2 separate regions of the Homo sapiens genome follow, and region 1 is linked to region 2. Evidence: read pairs that join two places in POLR2A ChIA-PET (ENCODE). Cell type or tissue: OCI-LY7. All regions are shown on one strand. Each heading gives the region's core, and the rest is flanking DNA. Links, peaks and the distances in the headings are about the cores only. Region 1 has its middle 14 kb from the start of NRGN. Region 2 overlaps TBRG1 (transforming growth factor beta regulator 1).

Region 1 (5,383 bases), core at 308-5,307, 90 kb before region 2:
GAGTTCCAGATCGGCCTGGGCAACACAGTGAGACCCTGTATTTACAAAAAACGAAAATTAGCTGGGCATGGTGGCACACACCTGTGATCCCAGCTACTCAGAAGGCTGCGGCAGGAGGATGGCTTGAGCCCAAAAGTTCAAGGCTGCAGTGAGCTAGGGTCGCACCATTGCACTCTAGCCTGGGCAACAGAGTGAGACCCTGCCTCTAAAAATAGAAAAATAAAAAGAATTTATCTTAAATTAAAGCAAAGATTCTATAAATCTAGAAGGTCTTAAACCATTTTCCAGGGAGCACTTTCTGTGCCAAATCTTTATTATGAGCATTTATTATGTGCCATCTGCTTTGTACTAAGTGCATTACATACTGTATTGATCAAGACTCTTTGGGTGGAAAAGGATAGAAACTCAACTTACATTAACATAAGCACTGATTCACTGAAAGGGCAGAGGTGGAGTTCCAGGAATGTAAAATCCTATTAAGACTCTCTTCCTCCCTTTATGTCACTTGTTTCTGCTTCCTTCTGCATAATGCTGACATCTCCATCATGCTGGAACCGTGGCTGCAGGCAGCTCTGAACTTAAGCCATTATAGCCTTGGGACTAAGGAAGAAATAGAATTCTTCAATTGCAACCTCATTAATAATAATTGTAAAATTCCCAGAGGAGATCGCTGATAAACCAGATTTGAGCCTTATGCCTATCCTAGCACTAACCCTTGTGGCTAGGTGAGGGAAGTATTATAATTGACCCAGCCTGTGGCACAACCGTGTGGCCAGTTGGATTCATTGACTGGCAGGGCCTGCAGAACCATTTGGTAAGAGTAGGGGAAAAGCAGTTCCACAAAAGAAAAGGGTGTTTTGGACTGGATGACTAAAGAATGCACGTACATCTCAATACATTATGTTGTGTCATACTCACAATAATCCAAGCAAATACCATTGGTGAAGAAATACCATTCTCCAATGTTTTCTAGGTAAAAAAATATATATATGGGGAAAAGAAAGGTTAAGTAACTTGAACAAGGCCATACAGCTGGTAGGCAGTAAAGCTGGGCTTCTATTCAAGTCTGTTTGACTCCAAAGCTGTCCCCGCTATTTGGCCACCTCTCCTGCCTGGATGAATTTCTCCTCAATCTGTGCATTTTACTCAGAGTGACGAAGCCATTAAGACAGAAGACTAAATTTGCATATTAAGCAACATTCTCCCGCTCTGCTCCCCTCTGGGAAAGGTCATTTTTGCACTGAGGGCTCTCCCAGGGTTCTGCTTCCTTCTGGAATAACTATCTCAAACAAACCTGGGGATGTTATGAAGCCACTTAACTGGGCTGACGTGGCTGGACCAAGGGCTTAGAACAATGCCATCAGGTTTCTGTCTCCCTTTCCATTTTTCAGCAGTGCCTCCCTCAGGGTGTCTCTGTGTTAGATTCACCCTCAGATTGGCCTTTTATGGTGGTGGAGGAAGGAAGGTTATTAGAATCCCCAAACTCTCAAGAGAAAAAGACACCGTCTCTCTCTATGTACCCGTATATAAAATTTCGTGAAAGGGCTCTAAGCAACCTTTCTTGGGCGTTTGCTCATGTTACTGACAAACACTCCAGGACCACACAGACTGGGGCAGGGATGAGCCAGCCCTAGGAAGGGACCTTGGCAGTCGAAAACATGGCCACGTTGATGCCTAGCAAGGCAGAATCATTGCAGAGTAAAGAGCTGTGATCAGCTCCCCCACTTCCCTGTATGCCCTCTCGCCAAGTGTGTGCCTTATTGGCAGTCATCACACTGCCTTGCCGTTGTTTCTGTCTTACCTTCCTCACTAGGCTGTGACTGCCTATAGAACCAGGATTTGGCCTTTCATTTTTTTGAGGTGGGGGGCTGGGGGGGAGGGTGGTGTCTCGCTCTGTTGCCCAGGCTGGAGTGCAATGGCGTGATCTCGGCTCACTGCAACCTCTGCCTCCCAGTTCAAGCAATTTTCTTGCCTCAGCCTCCTGAGTAGCTGGGACTACAGGCACCTGCCACACACCTGGCTAATTTTTTGTATTTTTAGTAGAGACGGGAGTTTCACTATGTAGGCTAGGCTGGTCTTGAACTCCTGACCTCAGGTGATCCCCCCACCTCGGCCTCCCAAAGTGTTGGGATTATAGGCATGAGCCACCGCGCCCAGCCTGGCCTTTCATTTTGACATCCCAGCATCTAGCACAGTGTCTGACACATGGTAGGAGCTCAATAAATATTTAATGAATGAATGACTATAATATAATGCTATGGTTTATATGATTTACAATGCTATGGTTAAGAAAACAAGCATTTTCCAAAAATCTGGTATGCACCACAGTAGTAAAAAAACTACCACTGAGATGCCATTGCATAATTTACAAAGTAAATTATAGGCACTTGGTCAACACATTTTACATATGTATCTCATTTAAACCTAAACGCTGTGGAAAGTTATGTGCCACTTCTTATCAGCCTTGCACTTGGCTGGATGAGGGTGAGGGAAGATCGCAACGTAGAGGACGCAGTCTGTACAAAGTGTTTGGTCTTATGGAGAGGCAAGACAATCAAGATAATTAGAAAACCTCTTCCAGATGATACATAATAAGTTCTTCCATTCAAATCGATGATTAGGTGCTTCCTGGCCAAAGTCCAGTGTCTGTTTGGGGTTGCAAGGAGGAATTGGGGATATATTCAGAGCAAGGTTAAAGGAGTGACAACAAGATGAGCTAAAAAAAAAACATGATGTGTGGAAAGGTTCACGGAACGGGAATGACTCAGGTTGGAGAAGAGAAGACCGAGAGGAAACTGAATCATTTCCAAGACAAAGAAGGGCTCTCTTGCTGGGGGATGATGGCCAGCTGTCCTCCTTTGCCTCTGCTTGCAGAGCAAGGGGAAATGGGCTTAGACCGAAGGCAGGGCTAAGATTAGAGAGAAGGAAGAACTTGGCAGTGAAGGATGTTGTATAACCTAGTTTTTGAGACAACTTGGGGACTGAGGAGACTCCCACACGCCTGGTCTGAGCCCAGTGGACGTGCATGTGGGGTGATCTGGCTGACTGGCTGGGAAGGGAGGAGGAGGTCCTGAGGCTGCATTTTTCTGTGTCCTCGATTTCCCGTTGGAAGTTAAGTTCCCAAATTGTGGAGCTGGCAAGGCAGCACCTCCCCCACCCACCACGCACTGCACCAGTGTTCCTGGGCTGGGTAATAATGCCTGTCATTTCCTCTCCCGGGGGAGTGGGGCTGCAACCGCCCTGACAGCCCCGAGGGATTGAAGGCAACTAAAAATAGTGCATTAAATATAATCTGTTGAGGGGCACATTTGCATTGCTTTTCTTTCCCCCTCGCCTGTCTCTTCATCCTTCCTGGCAGGGCAGGCCTGGGTCTTGCTCTGGGCACTGGGAATCAGGTTCCGGGCACTGGCTGCTCTCATTTTGTTGCAGAAGGGCTCTCTAGACAAGAGGGCCGAGGTCAAGGATCCCCAAGGGTGTCCCATTCCACTCCTCTCCATTCCCCCTGGGCCTCTGGGTCCTTCAGGGCCTGAAGGTGCAGGGGGAGGAGCTGCAAGTAGGGGAGGCAGTGTTGAAAAGGAGAGCCAGCCAGGGCTTTGTTCTCCCATCAGCCACTTCCGTCTGCTACACAATCTCTCTGAGGTTAAATATTAATTAAGAGCAGAATGACAGTGAGAGCTGAGCAGTGTCACTTTCTGTCCCAACACAAATGCTAATTTCCTCCCCTGTAGAAAGTGACTTTGGAGTGGGATTGGCAGCGCAGGGGGAATAGCTGGGGAGAGGGGAGGAGAGGCAGCAGGGAGAGATGGGTGGCGGCGGCAGCAGCCCTGCGTCAGAACTATTAAGAATGATAAGGCAAGGAAGGTGTTTGTGCTGGGATTCCAGAGGGAAGACAGGACACATCCAGTCACAGAGGACACCATCACGGCACAATCCTAAGCTCTTCCCACTTTAACGACAGTCATCTAAGAAGTTGAGGTAGAGCTGGGTCTCCCCACTTCCCTAAGACTGAGTTCTTAATCTTGGGTCTGTGCGTTGGTTTCGGGGCTCATCAAACCTGGGAAGTTGTTTGCAAAACTGTTTCTGTGCACATCACCAGTTTTTTTGGAGACAGAGTTTCCAGCGGGGCTGGTATGTGATCCACAGTGTCATCCTCAGCATGTGGTGCCATCTTTGAGGTCAGCTTATGGTTTGAGATGGCTGCTGGAGCCTCAGCTGAACACCTAGATTCTAGGCAGGAAGCAGGAAAAAGTTGGTGGGCAGGAAAGACCAAAAAGTTCCACTCCAGTTTTCTGTCCCTCTTTTAATGAGCTTTCTTAGAAATCCATTTCTATCTTACTGTCCACACCTACCTGCAAGAGAGGCTGGGAAAATATGATAGTTTCGCTGACATGGGGCATCTCCATGTCATACTGGTGTTTGTGTTTGTAGGAAAGAAAAGGAGAGAATGGTAGACAACTAGGACTTTCTGCTGCAGTGTCTGTCTCACAAAAGGTCAACAACCTTGGATTTGGGGGAGGAGATGCTACCATCTCTCAAGGGTCTCTGTGCTCCCTGCTCAGACAGAGCTGACTGGAGGAAAAAGCCTACCATGGAAATGCCTACTTTGGTATGGATTCCTAAGCTCACAATGGGTCCTCAGAAGCTGGTCCTCCTGAGTGAGGGTGGCAGGGTTATTCTCTGACCAGGGCTTGGTTATTAGAAAGGAGGCTAAAAAGGAGACGCTTGTTCCATTAAGGACCATGGCCTTGTGGGGGGCTTTGCAGCGTATGCGTGGGAACAGCTTTGTTTGGTCTCTGATAATCATCTTCTTCTTGGCAATACTTTGCTCCGCACAGCCTGGAACAGGTGGCTGAGGAGAGGGAAGATGTTTTCACCTCTTAGGGAAAGATGAAGTGAGGAAGGCTCTGGGGTGTGGGTATGGGATGGGTGAGCTGGGCCAGTCTGAGATTCCACTTGTTTGGGACCTGGGTGGTATATTTACTTCAATCCCTTTCTCTTAGATCTTTGAGCCTTTGCACAAGCTGTTCCATCTGATTGGAGTGGTTACCCATTGGTGGACTCTTAATCCCTCTCTAAGAGTCGGGTCCATGAAGCTATTCCTGATTTTTCTTGACCATTCTCTCTATCCCCAACCCCTGCCCCAGGAACCTTCTTGTGATTCTGTAATCCTCTGTACGTGTTCTGTGATCTTTACAACCACACCTGTCACATTGTTTAAAACAATCGACTTGCCTTCCTCCACAGCGCTAAAAGCTCCCTCATGGTAGAAAATGTTTTCGGCCATCTATGGCATACGACTCTCAAAGTGTTCCATGGGGATGAACAAACTTTACAAAGTGTTAATCAACACCTGCTGTGAGCAAAATGCACTGGAGATAAGAAG
Region 2 (5,383 bases), core at 131-5,130:
GCTCCAGAATATTTACCCCATCCTTGGGTGTATTTTTTGTTACACTCTCCTAAATCCTGACATTTTCTGAGTTTAGGTTCTCCTTTGAGAGGCTTATTCTTAGGTATTTGTAACTTAGTGTGACAATATAATGAGAGTCCTTTTAATACCTAGCAGGGGTCATTCTGCTGTGGAACTGGGGCCATTGATGAAAGATTATTCAGGAGTCTTCGATATTTGAGGGTGGGAGATGGAGGCATTCCTACATGGAACATTTAAATGAGTGACTTTGGGAATCATGAGGCCTTAGGTTGGGAAGGGGTGTGTGAAAAGAATGCATTGGAGAAGAGAAAAGAATATTAAAGGCAAACTTTAACTACACGGGAGTTTGTCTAGGGCTGCTATTTCTGAAGTCCTAACTACGGTATCCACCTGCCTCAGATGCTTGGTTGGCACTTACCCCACTTAGCTTCTTTCCACACTGGGTTCCAGGTGAATTGAGAGACGTCTGCATTCTGAGCTCTTCTCTTTAGTCAGTTGCCAGTGGTCTGGATAATTTGTATTCCCATTTCTGGATTGCCTTCTGGCTTGAGAAAGGTTTTGTATCTTATGCCCCTTCTTCATTCTGCAGTGGCTCTGGGAGTGCCAGAGCGGAGCAGCAGCAGCTGGGCCACTCTGTTCACTTAAATTCCTGTCTGCCTTGCTGTTTGGCAAGAGGGATCACCCAAAGAATGTTCAGGGGAGCAGCCTTCCCTAAATGCCTTATGTGATCATGCTTCCTTGTCTCCCTCAGTAAATGTTTTATTTATTAAAATTATTTATTTGATCACATGAACATGTATTATCAACCTGTGGCTGTGCTGACTAGATCCAAAGTGGGCTCAGGTTTGTTCTGCTTACTGTAGGAGTAGGTCCTTGGTGAAGAGTGTCTCCTTTCCTCCCATCCATTCTGTCTGAAAGAGCAGTGCCCAGTTTCTTGGAAGACCCTTCTGACCTAATCATTCCTATTTTATGGCTCTCTTATTAGATCTCCTGTTGCAGTGACCATCGATGCAAGTGGCTTCCAGCTTCTATGAACACCGTCTCCACCCAGTCCCTGACCCTGGCGATCGATTCTTGTCATGGCACTGTGGTTGCTCTCCGCTATGCTTGGACCACGTGGCCTTGTGAATATAAGCAGTGTCCCCTATACCACCCCAGTAGTGCCCTGCCAGCCCCTCCCTTCATTGCTTTCATTACAGACCAGGGTCCTGGACATCAGAGCAATGTTGCTAAATGACTGTTTCAGTATGATCAGAACTTAGATATAAGGATGGGTCCTTCAGATTTTAGCATTTAGGAGTTTCAATAATAACCATTGCTTTTAAAGGAAATTAATAGAAAGCCTCATTGAATGGCTTTCAGCTAGCACATGGCTGTTTCTATATTCTGATGAGCCCAGGCTTATAGGTAACTTGAAATGCTTGCTTTTTGTTCCCTAGTTGGTCTAAGGGTCTGTATTGGACTAATTCTGAACTACAGACAAATTGGACCTCAATGTCATTTACTTCCCTCATATTAATGGGAGTGAAATGTCTAATACTTTTGCCCCTTTTTATCCAGAGTTGTGGGAATCTCAGGATTGGAAGAGATTTTAAAGGCCACATAGGCCAGCTAGTGTTCATGTGTTCTTTATAAAATTTCTCCCATCCAAGTACTAACCAGGCCCGACCCTGCTTAGCTTCCGAGATCAGATGAGATCAGGCGCGTTCAGGGTGATATGGCCGTAGACGTCTTTACAAAATTCCTGACAGGTGGTTACTGAATCTCTCTATGAACTTTCCATTCAAAACTTTCCAAGTTTTTCCTTATGTGGAACCGAAATCTTTCTTTCTCCCGTGAAACTTTACTACTATCAGATAATTGAAGACAGATCTCTTTGTATTCTCTTCAAGCCCAAACCAATTCTGTTCCTTCAATCTAAATAGTGGTAATATGAATGTTTAAGAAATGAAATAAGAAACATGTGCAGGCACTTTGGAAGGTGCTAAGTGACTGCCCTAAGGAATGAAAAGCAAGGGCCAGGTGGGAGTAGCCCAGCGAAGGCACTTGGGCTGCCAGGAACAGGAGGCGTGGGAAACTCTGGCTTAGGAAAACATGAACACAGGGGCAACAGAGGCAAACTGTTGTTCGAGTTAAATATAAATCTCAGGCTCTTTAAAGGTAAAAGGTTTAAGGATAATCCATTTGGAAGAAGAAAAGAGTGAGGCTGAAAGTAAAGCCACATGACAAGCATATAAAAAAAAATGCAGATGATACAAATATGAAAGAGGCCTTCAGTGTTTGTTTATTAAGAATCTTAATGCAGTTTACTGATGGATTAAAAACAGCTAACATTGTCTGAAAATTATGTTACCTATAAGAAGTTGGAAATAAATAAAAGCATAATCACTAGTGATGTGTATGTATTTATATCCACTTGCAAACTGTCCTTGAAGCATGTGAAAAGGAGTAAGAATACTATCTATGGGTAGCTTTCCTCCCCTTAATGTGAAAAATGAGAACTAAAGCAAAAAGCATCACTCACTGTACATATACAATGTATTTTACGTAGTGTAAAAAATATGGTTTAGATAGTGAATATATTAATGAAATCATATGTAAATTTATTTTTAGTGGCTGAATAATTTAAAACATTATGTGGAATTCACTATGTTTCCCCCAATTTAGGAACTTTTTACTGTGTGAAAATGAAATTTATAATACTCTGTAGGGTGAATGATGGTTTTTGCTTTAGTTCTACCCCTCTGTAGAGTTCCAAGGGGTTCTGGTGTAGCTCCAAACAGCAGGAATAACTTTGTCAGTGCCAAGATTTTATTTAGTTAAAAAACAAAAAATCTACACACTTTACAAGGAACGTTGGCTCCCCTGAGGACTTCCTAGCATTCAACTCGTTCAGTTAACCCCTATTGCCCATGCTTTGACCTCTCATGCATCTGGCCCCATAGAAACCATGAACCTTGTAACAGATTGATGCCTGAGAAAAAGTCAATCTACCCGTCCACTCCTCCACTCCCAATACACATACCCCCATGGGCTGTTCTAATTCGGGGGCAGCCAGAGGTAGCCAAGAACTCTAAGTCCAGATTCCTTTCACCTCCAGGAACCTAGAGTACATAGTGTGAAAAATACGGTTCAGGCAATGATTATGTTAATGACGCCATGCACATTCATTTTTAGTGGCTGAGTAATTTAAAACATGATGTGGGAATTCACTGCATTTCCCCAAATGTAAGAACTTTTTAGTTTTAAAATGAAATTTATAGTCACTGTAGAAAATTTGGACACTAAAGTATAAGCAAGTAAAAATCACCCCCAAATTCATCATTCAGAGAAACACTATTTTGCTGAACCATTCACTTGACTTGAGTTATATAATTTTATACAGTACATATTATTTTGTAATCTGTGTTTTTGACTTACTTACTTTACCAAAATAATTTTCTTATGTAAATAATAGAATATAGATTTAGAGTGTTTCAGTTTGTGGAAGCCTCATTTTATTTAACCAATTTCCTATTAATGGACATATAGATTTTTAACAATTTTCTACTATTAAAATAATACTGTAATGAATATCACATGCAAACATCATACCACACTCGTCCAGTTATTTCTTAGGGTTCTTAACATGGAAGAGGATAAATATATATTTAAAATTTAGATATCTACAGCTTAACCCTCCCAAAGGATTAAACAACTTACATTCTCACCAAGGTAGTCCTTTTTTTGCCCTCACCCTCATTGACACTGGATGTTGTCAAATTTAAAAAAAATCCTTAACAATCTGATAGATGAAAAGATAGTTTAAGTATACTAAGGCAGTGTTTTTCAAGGTGTTTTTGTTTTTGTTTTTGAGTTGGAGTTTTGCTCTGTTGCCCAGGCTGGAGTGCAGTGGCGCGGTCTCGGCTCACTGCAACCTCTGCCTCCCGGGTTCAAGCGATTCTTCCTGCCTCAGCCTCCCGAGTAGCTGGGACTACAGGCGCGTGCCACCACGCCTGGCTAATTTTTTGTATTTTTATTAGAGACCGACTTAGCCAGGATGGTCTCGATCTCCTGACCTCTTGATCCACCCGCCTCAGCCTCCCAAAGTGCTGGGATTACAGGCGTGAGCCACCGTGCCCAGCTTTTCAAGTTTCTTAAATCCATGATCCATAGTAAAAACATTTTACACATATCTTCATACAAGTATATGTATATGTGGTATACGTACACACTATAGTTGTATATGCATTATAGCTGAAAAACCAGTTCAACCTTTCTACATGTGGTATGTTCCAAAAATTTTAAATGTCTTTCTAAAATGAGGCTCTTTTAATACGGGTATTACTCAGGCTGTAATAGTGGGAAAATATTTGTTATATGATAAAAGCAGCATATATCATTTCTGTGTAAATGCCAGTATGCTCAAGCCATTTATGCAGAGAAAAAAAGAAAAACACTGCATTAACATTTTAAGCAGTCCCCTTCCCGATTTGCTATTATACAAAGTTTGTTTCTTTTACATTGTAAAGTGTATACAACTTATAAAAAGACTATACTCAAAATCATAAAATACCAGTTAACTTAGCTTCTCAGTTTACAGTGGCCAGTGTGGTGTGCTCTAAACACTGCTGCCTGATCCCTCCCTCTGCTGGTCAGATTTATTACTATAAAGTACCAATCCCATTTGTGTTGTCCTCAATTGGCAATTATGAATGGCAGTGCATTAACCATTCAATTCTCACCACTCCATCCCCATTCTTCTACTTCTGGGTCCTTTTGTCCCTCCCTTTCCAGACAGCCCTTGGTAACCTGCTGCTGGGTAACTAAGGCATCCCACAGGTAGTGTTGAGGTGTTAGGTGATAGAGTAAACCTCTACCTTAATGCTATTAACAGGGTCCAAAAATCCAGTTGCATGGAACATGGAGTTATATTATTACATGGCTAATGAAAAGACAGGACTAAGTCTGTTATAGAGTATGGGACTAACCCCCAATTATATGTGAATTTGTGTTATCATATGGTTTCAGTGTACTGAGCTAAAAAGCACATTATCTGAGGTGCAATACAAAGGTTAAAGAGGTTAAAGATCCCCTTGAAGGATGTGCAAAATGTGAAGAAAAAGATGAACAGTGTACCTTGGACTGGACTTTCCATCTTGAGTTTAAGCAGAACATTGGATTTTGATGATACTGACATGAAAATTAAGCAGCAGCCTGGGTTGCAGGGGCTGGGACTTGATATTCCTTGAATTAGGATCACAATCAAGAGTAGAAGTTTGTCAGAATCTCCCTATCTCCCTCGTTAGTCAGCTGCTGCTACTACAGACTTAATGTTTATATGTCCCCAAAATTCATGTTAAATCCTAACCCCTAATGTGAT

Evidence for each region. Peaks named below come from ENCODE experiments on the same cell type or tissue, not always from the same donor. Only the 100,000 strongest peaks of a DNase experiment are listed, where the experiment ranks them.
Region 1: POLR2A ChIA-PET joins it to region 2 with 6 read pairs; 5 of 35 experiments call an interaction of 5 or more read pairs at or near these places.

Annotation. Positions count from the first base shown.
Region 1 is chr11:124,723,431-124,728,813 of GRCh38, reverse strand. No RefSeq gene overlaps it. Among named protein-coding and RNA genes, the nearest start is that of NRGN, 14 kb to the left of the region's middle. In OCI-LY7, for the core only: no CTCF peak of the experiment used is centred there; DNase peaks (open chromatin) are centred at 3,243 and 3,573; H3K4me3 peaks cover 1,532 bases; H3K27ac peaks cover 1,114 bases.
Region 2 is chr11:124,632,826-124,638,208 of GRCh38, reverse strand. TBRG1 (transforming growth factor beta regulator 1) reads right to left here. Exons shown (of 9, transcript NM_032811.3): 9 at 2,283-5,383. It overlaps SIAE (sialic acid acetylesterase), which reads left to right. Exons shown (of 10, transcript NM_170601.5): 10 at 1,007-5,096. The coding sequence ends at 1,258. It also overlaps the pseudogene RNA5SP352. Among named protein-coding and RNA genes, the nearest start is that of TBRG1, 13 kb to the right of the region's middle. In OCI-LY7, for the core only: CTCF peaks have their summits at 4,452 and 4,672 (motif pointing left); no DNase peak of the experiment used is centred there.